2 separate regions of the Homo sapiens genome follow, and region 2 is linked to region 1. A link is a loop called in an ENCODE intact Hi-C map of the cell type or tissue named here. Cell type or tissue: endothelial cell of umbilical vein. All regions are shown on one strand. Each heading gives the region's core, and the rest is flanking DNA. Links, peaks and the distances in the headings are about the cores only. Region 1 overlaps APCDD1L-DT (APCDD1L divergent transcript). Region 2 overlaps APCDD1L-DT (APCDD1L divergent transcript).

What was found. A loop is a pair of places that touch in the nucleus more often than their neighbours do. Peaks named below come from ENCODE experiments on the same cell type or tissue, not always from the same donor. Only the 100,000 strongest peaks of a DNase experiment are listed, where the experiment ranks them.
Region 2: it touches region 1 in a loop (2.1-fold over the local background); 2 of 110 quality-filtered maps call a loop at or near these places.

The regions. Positions count from the first base shown.
Region 1 is chr20:58,548,477-58,553,851 of GRCh38, reverse strand. The region is part of intron 6 of APCDD1L-DT (APCDD1L divergent transcript); the gene reads right to left. Among named protein-coding and RNA genes, the nearest start is that of APCDD1L, 36 kb to the right of the region's middle. In endothelial cell of umbilical vein, for the core only: no CTCF peak of the experiment used is centred there; a DNase peak (open chromatin) is centred at 3,111; H3K27ac peaks cover 666 bases.
Region 2 is chr20:58,600,436-58,605,810 of GRCh38, reverse strand. All of the region lies in intron 6 of APCDD1L-DT (APCDD1L divergent transcript), which reads right to left. Among named protein-coding and RNA genes, the nearest start is that of LINC01711, 32 kb to the left of the region's middle. In endothelial cell of umbilical vein, for the core only: no CTCF peak of the experiment used is centred there; no DNase peak of the experiment used is centred there; H3K27me3 peaks cover 141 bases.

The sequences.
Region 1 (5,375 bases), core at 208-5,207:
TCTGCTTGTGGCTTTGCTCTCACTCCTTGGAGAATCCATTGTTAGCTTCCAAACACCCTAAAGCAATGAACAGTTCCCTAACTTCCAGTAAAATCCTGCCCCAGGAAAAGTCTACCTTGTGAGTGCCTGACAGACAGGGGTGGTGGAGGAGCTGTGAACCATGATGCTTCTTCCGGCTGCCTCTGCTTTCCGAACTAGCCCCACATCCTACCATCAGCCACTCTGCAAGTCAGATTGTTCTCTAGATACAAGGCCCCCAATCCCAACTCTGAGCCTTTGCACATACTGCTTCCATTCCCAGAATGAGCTTCCACCCTTAGTGAACTCAAGGACTCCTACACATCCACCAAAACCCAGCCTCAATATCCCCTTTCCAAGAAGCCTTCCCTGACTGCCCCAGCAGATTCTGGCATCCTTCTCTGGGCTTCCACAGCTCAATGTGTATAGCCCAAATTGTCCTCCAGCCCAGCAATGTGGCAAGATCATCTGTACAACCCCTGTATCAGGCCACATCTTAGGGGTTCCTGGAACATCATGGGCACCACCAGCTCCTACTCCCCTCTGGCCATGCACAGCATTTGGAGTTTTGGGGTTGAGACCTGAATTTGGCACTGATTCCCTGCCCAACTCTAGGCAAGCCAGTCCACTTCTTGGGCCCCTGAATTTTTTACCAGTAAAATGAGGGACATGAATCTGCCTCACAGGATTGTGATGGGGGTTGAGAGAAACTCTGAGTGTGGAAGTAAGGAAGAAGGGGCACCTTCACCTCTTTAATAATGAATCAAATAAGAGGCTAGTTATTCCTGCTATCTCTCCCTTTCTTCCTGTTCTCTTCCCATCTCCTCTGATCCTTTCCACTCCCTGCATCAAACAAATGGGTTCTGTGGGAAAATTTCACCAGTCCACCAAGAGAAGCACCGGTTTGAAATCCCCGAAGCCACATGGCTGTGAGGGTTGAGCCTCCCTCTGGGTGAGGCTCTGCTGGAGTTAGCAACAGAGTCCCTGCACCATTTCACCACTCTGTTAAGACCCAATCGATCTCTCCAGCAAAACCTCCTGCAACAGCAAAACTGTGGCAAACAGATTATAGGAGGATTAATCACCCCTGCCCCCGCACTCCCGCAGCATTTTGTACCTACCTCCTCTAAGTACCGTTAATCAAACGATGTACAGAGGGCCTCCTCCACCCCCAGGGTGACTTTGCTTTGTGCTGTAAGACACCACTCAGGCGTTACCTCTGGGGGAACCTCTGCCAGGCCCCCTCTCCTGGGCACCTGCTCAGGGCCAGCCAAGCTCCTCTGCAACCCCCATTGTCACACTGTCTCATTGGCCTTGTCTGTTAAGGTCTCTGTACTCCTGGGGGCGTAGGTGTCCAGGTATCAGGGTGCTGTGCTTGGAGACCGGTTTCACAGCTTCTCCAGGGCCACTTAGACCTACTCCAGAGACTTGTATTGGAAAATTCAAGTCCAGGAACACTGCGTTTCTTGAACCCCAGAGGCATTTACAGAAGAACTGAGCCTTCTGTGGAGAATATGAGATACTTCATTGACCCTCTCTGAGCCTCAGTTTCCTCATCTGCTCAGTCAGGGCCATGACTCTCTACCTCACAGGGTCCATATGAGCTGTTGTATGTAAGGCCCAAACATAGAGCCTGGCCCCTCTGAAAGCTCAAAAAATCCGAGGGAATCTTGTTGCTATTATCAAAACAAATGCACATCCAAGCTTTGCATGGGACAAAACAGGAGTCCCAGTGGGGGAAGAGAGAAAGCTATTCTATTCTGATGGATGAAATACAGTAGCATTCAACTATTACCATCATTTTAAGGGGGTGAGGGAGGGATAAAGAGCTAAAGATGTAGTTGCCCTTGGGGGGGAATTTCCACAGCTCAGCCCCTCACTAACACTTGAGTTGGATTCCCCTCCAGTGGAAGGTTATCAGCAGGGAGCCCGTGGCAGCGTTCACCCCATGTGACCAATGAGGAATCTGAAGACCAGAAAGGGCCTGCCCTGAAAGGGAATGGAACCCTGACGCAGGCCACAGCGCAGAAGGACCTTGAAAACACGGCGCTAAGTGAGAAAAGCCGGACGCAAAGCACTACATCCCCTATGAGTCCATTCAAAGGAAATGTCCAGAACAGGCAAATCTGTAGAGACAAAGCAGACAGAGACTGCTCAGGGCTAGAGGGAATGGGGGGATAGGGGATGATTGCTGAAGGGTATGGGGTTTCTTTTTTGAGGTGATGAAAATGTTCCAAAATGGACAGTGGTGACAGTTACACAACTCTGGGAATACACTAAGAAGTGTTGAGTTCTACACTTCAAATAGTTGCATTGTGTGGAACGTGGATTGTATCTCAATAAAGTCTTTTTAAAAAGAAAGATAGGCCGGGCGCAGTGGCTCACACCTGTAATCCCAGCACTCTGGGAGGCTGAGGTGGGCAGATCAGCTGAGGTCAGGAGTTTGAGACCAGCCTGGCCAATATGGTAAAACCCATCTCTACTAAAAATATAAAAATTAGCTGGGCGTGGTGGTGTGTGCCTATAATCCCAGCTACCCAGGAGGCTGAGGCAGGAGAATCACTTGAATCGAGGAGGCAGAGGTTGCAGTGAGCTGAGATCGAGCCACTGCACTTCAGCCTGGGCGACAGAGTGAGACTCTGCCTCAAACAAACAAACAAACAAACAAATAAATAAATAAATAAATAAATAAATAAATAGAGAAAAAAGAAAAGGAAGGGCATTCGCTCAAGTTCAAACAGGCAAAACGTCTCATAGGCAGGACTCAGCCCCAATCCGCCTATCCTCATTCATGCCCCCGGTGCCTGTCCTCCAGCTCCAGTCCTATTTCTTCAGCCCCCAGACTTCACAAACAACTCTCAGGTCTGAGCACTTGGAGAACCTCTATCCCGAGAACACAGCCTACCTCCCCATAGCTCTCACCCCACCGGGCCCTGTTTCCAAAAGTGTGAGTCAGTGATCCGTTTTCTGATCACATCCACAGTCCGAGGCTGTGAGTTTCCAATGGATGGTACATTCTAGAAGCTCCCCCCCCCTCGCCCAACTCTGTGAGCACCAGCTTATCTGATCTGGCGCAGACGACTATAAATAAACAGTTAGAGACTGCCCTGTCTGATGAGCCATTTTCTGAGATCATATGAACTTGCTTTTAAGTAGCAGCTTTTCACAGATCGGTTGCTATGAGGCACTTTATTAAAAACCACCCATTTGCAGCTAAAATCCAGCTCCAACCAAATCCAATTTTCGTATCTACTGCTTTTTTAGACATAATGATCAGGACATCGTTTCTGTTTCTATGGGGAAGAATGGATTCAAAGGGCTGTTTTTCTGTGTGTTTTCTCTTTCCTAACAAGCAAGTAGACCACGCATGTTTAAGGCGGCTGTGTGCCATGGCCCTGGAGACCTTCAATAGAGACCAAATATTTATGCTTTGTTAGCGCATACAGACTTCTCCGGTAATGTTGATTAGTGCTAGAGGCTTATCCAACCAAGGTCAGGGGCTTGTGCCCCCCTAAACCGGGCCCATTAGCTTCTCTTAGAAGTAAAGCTTCTGCTTCATTGCCGCCTGGCTGCAGCCCACACACCAGCCCCTCTCCCGCTAACAAATATTACTGATCATGCTGGAGATTGAATGGAAGACAATGATGGGCGGATGGTGCTGTGTACTGGGGCCAAAACAAAGAACATGCCCTTTTCATAATGGGTCCTCCCCAAGACCTTTGTATCATTCAGCCTTTTTAGAAGCCCAGAGACAACATGCATGGTGGTGAGAGGCAGGGACTCAGCATCCCCCAGGGTGGACTCTTGCTGGGCTCAGGCGGCCCCTGGCTGGGTGATGGCGGGTGTGGCTTTCAGAGCCTCCATGGCTTCATCTCCACTAAGGGTGAGAGCAGGCCTGTTTCAGAGGATTGGGGCAGGGGTGAACAAGGGAACAGGCACAGAGCACTCAGCACAGTGTTTGGCACAGAACAGACGCTCAATCCACAGCCGCCACATGGTGACGATAATGATTATTAATACATTTCCAAGGTGGCCTATGTTTATTGAGTGTCTTTTCAGCACTTCGTTTTTCAGTCATCAGTTGGTTGGATAATTTGCAATTCACTTTAAAATTCGTTAAGAGGGTAGATCTCATGTTGAGTGTTCTTATCATAATAAAATGAAAAAGAACTGATTGGAGTTGGAAGCTATTTCTTGGAAGCCTTCTGTTTATCAAATCTTCCCTCTGATCTTTCTCCCCCATCTCCTGGGTTTGAATACAGGCACACTCATTTAATAAATATTTGTAGAGACCTACTGTGCAACAAACCCTGCAGGGAAAGGGGAAATTCAAATGAGCAGGATCCAGACCATGCCCCGGGAGCCCCGGCAGCTACTCAAAGAATCAGACAGAAACCGAATCCCGAGACCAAATATATGTATAGCCAGAATGTACATTGAGCAGGTCCAGAGGAAGGGAAGGGGGGAAGGAAGGAGAGGCCCCTGCAGAAGAGCAAAGGCTTACACCATAGAGAAGAGTTGTCCATGGGGACAAGTGAGGGGATGGATGCATGGCAGGAGAAGCAAGCGACAAGAAGTCTGGGGGTGGAACTGGAGCTCAGATGTGAAACCTGGAGTTAGAGACCAGGGGGCCACTGTGATCTGCAAATGATGGGAGGGGATGCTCAGCCAGGTAGTGTGGGCCACGAGGGAAGAGCTAGGCAGGAGCTTCACGTGTAAGGGAACGAGGAGGAAGTACTAGGGAGGGCAGCATCCCGGCACAGGGATCCTTCCAGAGGGGACCCTAAACTCCATATGCAGAAGGTCAAGGGAGCTCTCCCTGCAGGCCTCATTGCCATATGCCAATTCCATTGCTCACTCTGTGTTTTGTAAGGGTGGCTTGTGCTAGTCCTGATGTTTTCCTGTAGGGAGCCCTTACGGTTCTCTACACCCCTTCCTACCAGACCAGCCCCAGCACCTGGGCCACTTACAACAACCTTCTCCCAGAAAGTGGCCTCTGGACTTCAGTGTTTGGGGGAGGGGGTTGGAGGGATGATAGCTCACTACTTAAAAAAATTAAAAGACACAGCAATTGGGCTGAAATAAAACTCTCACCTCTGCCAACAACATCAAAGTAGAGATTAAAGGCTGATTTTCAGATTTAAAGGCACTGTGCTGATGGCTTTGGGTGGGACCCTGTTTCTGCAGAATTACTGGTAATAGCAATTCTAGAAACAGGTTACAATAACAGCACTTACCAGAGATACACTATGTACTAAGGTCTCTGGATGATAAAGTGGATGGAAATAGCTCATTTCCATTCCCAAATTCACTAACAGAGAGAGCAGTTAGCCAGGGCAGACCATGGGTAATGATGC
Region 2 (5,375 bases), core at 193-5,192, 52 kb before region 1:
CAGTGTTTGCGACAGCGCCAGACACAGGGATGCTCCATGTGCCGCAGCAAGGGCTGCTGTTGTCACTGTCTTTCCGTGACATCATGATTCACAGAAGCACTGTGCTCAGCAGTCCCCAGCTGTGGCCTCCATCCAGCCTTGTGGCAGCCTGGGAAGTGCTCCTGTTTCCATCTCTCTATAAGAAACTGAAGGCCAGAGAGGCTCAAGAACTTGCTCAGATCTGAGTAGAGAAGATGGGATGTGAACCCAGGACCGCCTGACTCTGCACCCCAGGGCTTTAAACCATGTTTCTGAGCGGCCCCACCATGCTACCCACCCCGGCCCTGACAGGGAAGGCAGGGAACGTGTTGTGTTAACTGGGGAGGCGAAGGGAAGACCTGCTCCTCCATTCATCCTCAACTCCTGAGCTTGGCCCCAAGGAGACACTGCATGTGTCTCCAAGTGTGGATGAAGGACCCTGAGCATCAGGATGTCCAGGAAACGAGACAAAAATGCACATGCCCGGGCCTCACCTCGCCTCCACTGACCCTGAATCTCTGGGTAGCTGATAACTTCCCCAGGTAGGGAGTTAGCAAATGAAAACACAGGATACCCAGTTAAATTTGAATTCCGAGTGAACAATGAATAACTTTTTAGCATAAGTATGTTCCAAATATTTCCTGGGATATACTTACATTAAGGGATTACTCATTATTTACCTGCAATTAGAATTTAACTGGGTGTCCTGCATTTATCCTGGCAACTCTTTTTCCAGGTAGCACAGATGCCTGAAGAACAAGAGCTCTCCTATGGACTCATACCCTTTAGGAGCCCAAATTGAGCAGGTCCTTGTGAGTCCACTGCACGCTGACCCTATTTCAAGTTCATGGCTCCCACATTAGAAACACAGGTGAGGTCCCTCCCCTCAGGAAACTCACATTCCAGCTGCACCTCCCAGGGTCCCTGCCGGCTTTCACAGGTGGGAAGACTGAGGCCCAGACAGGGCAGGCTGGTGGAGGAGGCCCACAGGCTGGTTGGACCCCCGGGGGGAGCCCCTGCCCCAGGCAGGCCTTCCCGGTAGACCAGGGCCATCTGGGCTCAGACTCCAACACCTGGCATCAACCGAGCGAGAAGCGGCTCACCCTGCCCCACTGGGACCGCTTCCCGCCCGCGTTGGCCAGATGGATGGGCAGAGCTGGGGAGCAGGGGGGCTAGGGGCTGCACCGGAGCCAGTCCAGATACCTTTGCAGGGAATGGAGCAGCAGTCAGCTCTGTTTTCGTTCCAGCCTTGGAGAGCAGCCCTTTCTGGGCAGGGGAATACATACATACACATAACTCTCACAGCCCTGGGGCTGTTTCATTTCAAAGAAACCTAAGGTTCGGAAAGAATCTAATTAAGCGTCTCCTCTGCAGTTTTATCTTGCATGAAATATAATTGCTTGTGAAACTTGGCTCATCCCCGACCAGGAGCCAAGGGGTCAGCAGCTCTGCCGGGATTTGTGTGCGTGTGGGTGGAGGAGGCCATGGGGGTCCCGAGGGGCTTTTTGGGAGCAATGCCAGAGCTCATGAGTTGGTCCCCTCTCCTCTTCAATCCAGTAGCCACCCCACCTCATCCAAAGCCCCCTCATTGGTGCTGAGGAATTTTAGGAGTTGACTCTCTTCCCCCAGGTTCTAGAGGCGGACAGTGCAGAGTCCCAGTCCCTGGACTAATTCTATGACCCTGGCACATCACTTCATCTTTCTGGACATTTATAAAATCCATAAAAAGGAGCTGATCATTGCTTCACTGTAGGATTGTCACAGGATTACATGAAACCCAGCGCCCAGTGCTCCATGGATGCCATCCGAGCTATGGTGCTGCTCTGATCAACTTTCATTTTTGTGTTGGCCCAGTGTCATTGTCCTCACAAGAAGCCCCATGAAAGCAGGAATTTTCTTTTGTCTGCTGTGGAATCACCAGCATTTAGCATCTGGAACAGCTCAGGCTCCAGGAATGTTTTCAGCAAATGAATTCATGAGAAAATGGATGTCTTAGAGTCTGGGAGAAGCTAGAGTATAGTTTCAAGGAGCTGATGACAGCCTGGAAGGAGAAGGGAGATGAGGGACTGTGTGGTCCACAAAGTGCTTTGAAAAATATTCCTGCCTGAAGATGGGATCATCAGCCCCATTTCAAGGTAAAGAAACTGAGGCTGAGAAGGGAGAATCAAATTCACTCAGGATGCTCTTCGAAAAACACTGTTGAAAAAATGAAAATACAAACACGGTTTCCAGTTACCAAGACAGTCTTCAAATAGTCTCACATATTATTGTTCATTCATGCCCTTGTACAATGTCCTCCTAGATTGAATAGGGCTGACCTGTGTTAACCTAAACAGGTTTTTGTAGAAATGACCATGTGTGACTTCTGAGGCTAGGTCATGGCTAGGCCTGGCTTTCTCTTAGGTGCTCACTCAGGGGGAAGCCAGCAGCCATGTCGTAAGGACGCTCAAGCAGTGCTCTGGAGAGGCCTTAGGTGCTCACTCAGGGGGAAGCCAGCAGCCATGTCGTAAGGGTGCTCAAGCAGTGCTCTGGAGAGGCCCGTGTGGAAAGGAGCAGAAGCCTCCTGCCAGTGACCAGCACCACATGAATGAGCCACTTTGAAGGCAGATCCTCTGAACTTAGTCAAGCTCTCAGATGACTGCAGCCCTGGCTGGTACCTTAACTGCAAACTCATGAGAGACCCCAAGCCGGGACCACCTAGCTGAGCTGCTTCTGAACTCTTGGTCCACAGAAACTGTGTGAGATAATAAATGTATATCATTTTAATTACCTAAGTTTGGGAGCAATTTGTTATGCAGTAGCAGATACTTAATAAACAATGCACAATTGGAAAAAAATGATTGCCAGACACATACCTAACAACACATATATTCAGAATATAGGAGGAGCTCTCTCAGCACAGGAATCAGAAAAACAACTGAAGAAAATGGGCAAAAGATTGGAACCAGCATTTCACAAAAGATATATGAATCGACAATAAACACATGCTAAACATCATTACTCATTTGAGAAACTTAAATTAAAACCATACAGAGATACATCTACACACTTATTAGAATAGAAAAAATAATTTAAATCTGACAATAGCTAGTGCTGATGAGGATATAGAACAACCAGGCCTCCCATTTATTACCGGTACAAATGTAAAATGGTGCAGCTGCTTTGGAAAGCAGTTTGGCAGCTTCCTATAAAGTTAACCATATATTGATTTTATGACCTGGCCATCCCACTTACAGGTACTCACGCAAGAAAAATGAAAATTCGCGTTTACAAAAACTTGCATGTGAATGTTTGTAATGGCCTTATTTGTAGTTGTCCAGTCTGGAAACAACAAAATGTCCCTCAACAAATTGTGATATATCCTTGCAATGAACACCGCTCATTATTAAAATTACGGATACAGGCACCATGCAGATGGATATCGGGTGCATTCTGCTGAGTGAGAGAAGCCAGACTCAAAAGGCTAAGTACTGTGTGATTCCAGCTCCATATGATCCACCACATGCCAGGCTGGAAAAGGCAAAAATAGGAGGACAGAAAACAGACCAGTGGTTTCTGGGGGCCAAGGACTGAGGGATTTTAGGGGCAGCTTGACTCCAAAGAGGCAGAGGACGCTTTCCGGAGTGATGCCACTGTTCTATATCTTGACTGTGGCAGTGGTCACAAGATTGCATGTGTTTATCACAATTCCTGGAACTATGCACCTAAAAAGGGTGAACTTTAATCTAGATAAATTATACCTCCGTAAACTTGACCTTTAAAAAATCTGCCATTTGACAAGAGTGTCAAAACCATTCAATGGGGGAAAAGAATAGTCTCTTCAGCAAATGGTAATGGAACAACTGGACATCCACATGCAGAAGAATGAAGTAGAACCTCCTACCTCATGCCGTACAGGAAGTTGATTCAAAATAGATCAAAGAGCTAAATGTAGGAGCTACGACTATAAAACTCTTAGGGGAAAACATAGGAGGAATTCTTCATAACCTGGGTTTGGCAAAGGATTCTTAGATACTACATCAAAAGCATGAGCAATAAAATAAAAAATAGATAAACTGGACTTCTTCAAAACTAAAAGTTTTTGTGCTTCAAAGGACCCTATTAAGAAATTGAAAAGATGACACAGTAAATGGGAGGAACTGTTTGCAAATGATATGTCTGATAAAAGACTTGTATCCAGAACATATAAATAACTCGTACAACCCAATAATAAAAAAGGCAATCCAATTTTAAAAGGAGCAGAGGATCTGAATAGACATATCTCTAAAGAAGATCTATAAATGGCCAATAAGCATAGGAAAAGATGCTCACCATTGTTTAGGGAACTGCAAATCAAAACTACAATGAGACACCATGTCACACCCACTAGCACGGCTAGAATCTAGTCCAATGGCAACAAGCATCGGCTCTCAGAGGATACGGATAAATTAGAGCCCTCCTGCGCTGCTGGTAGGAATTGAAAATGGTGCAGCTGCTTTGGAAAACAGTCTAGCAGTTTCTCAAATGATTAAACATAGAGCTACCACATGACCTAGCAATTCCAATCTTAGGTATATACCCAAGAGAAATGAAAACATACGTTCAAGCAGAAGCTTGTACATGAGCATTTATAGCATCATTACTTATCATAGCTGAAAACAACCCAAATTTCCATCAACGGATGGATGGATAAACAAAACGTAGTATAGCAGACAATGGAATATTAATTATTCAGCCATAAAAAAGAATAATGTACTGATACCTGCTACAACATGAACTTCAAAAATACTCTGCTAAATAAAAGAAGCCAGTCACAAAAGGCAAATATTGCATGATTCCATGTATATCAAAGTCCAGAACACAGAAATCTTTAGAGGCAAAAGGTAGCTTAGTGGCTGTTTAGGGCTGGGTGTGGGGCATGAGGATAGAGCTGTGATAGTTAAATGTTACACGGTTTCCTTTTGAAGTGAAAGTCTATTAAAATTGACTGTGATGACAGGTGCATGGATCTGTAAATATATTAAAAACCATTGAATCGTATGCTTAAATGGGTAAAATGTATAATTTATGAATTATAACTCGGTGAAGCTATTTTTTTTAAAAAAGAAAGAATAAAAAAAAGACACCCAGGCCCTGTTGGGCTGAAGATTGAATCACTAAGTAAAGGCCCAGGCAAGTCTGCTGCACTGAGAGACGTCCCTAATGGGCCACGTATCTTCCTGGCTAAAAATCTGTCTTAATGGTGTTATTTTCAAGGTATTCTCTTCCTGTATTTTTCTCCTCTGTGGAACATGTGCCCCCAAAACCAGAAATTTTATTTTGGGGGGTGGACTTGGACCAGCCCTTGGTCTCTGTAACACACCTCAAGTGTGGCCTCC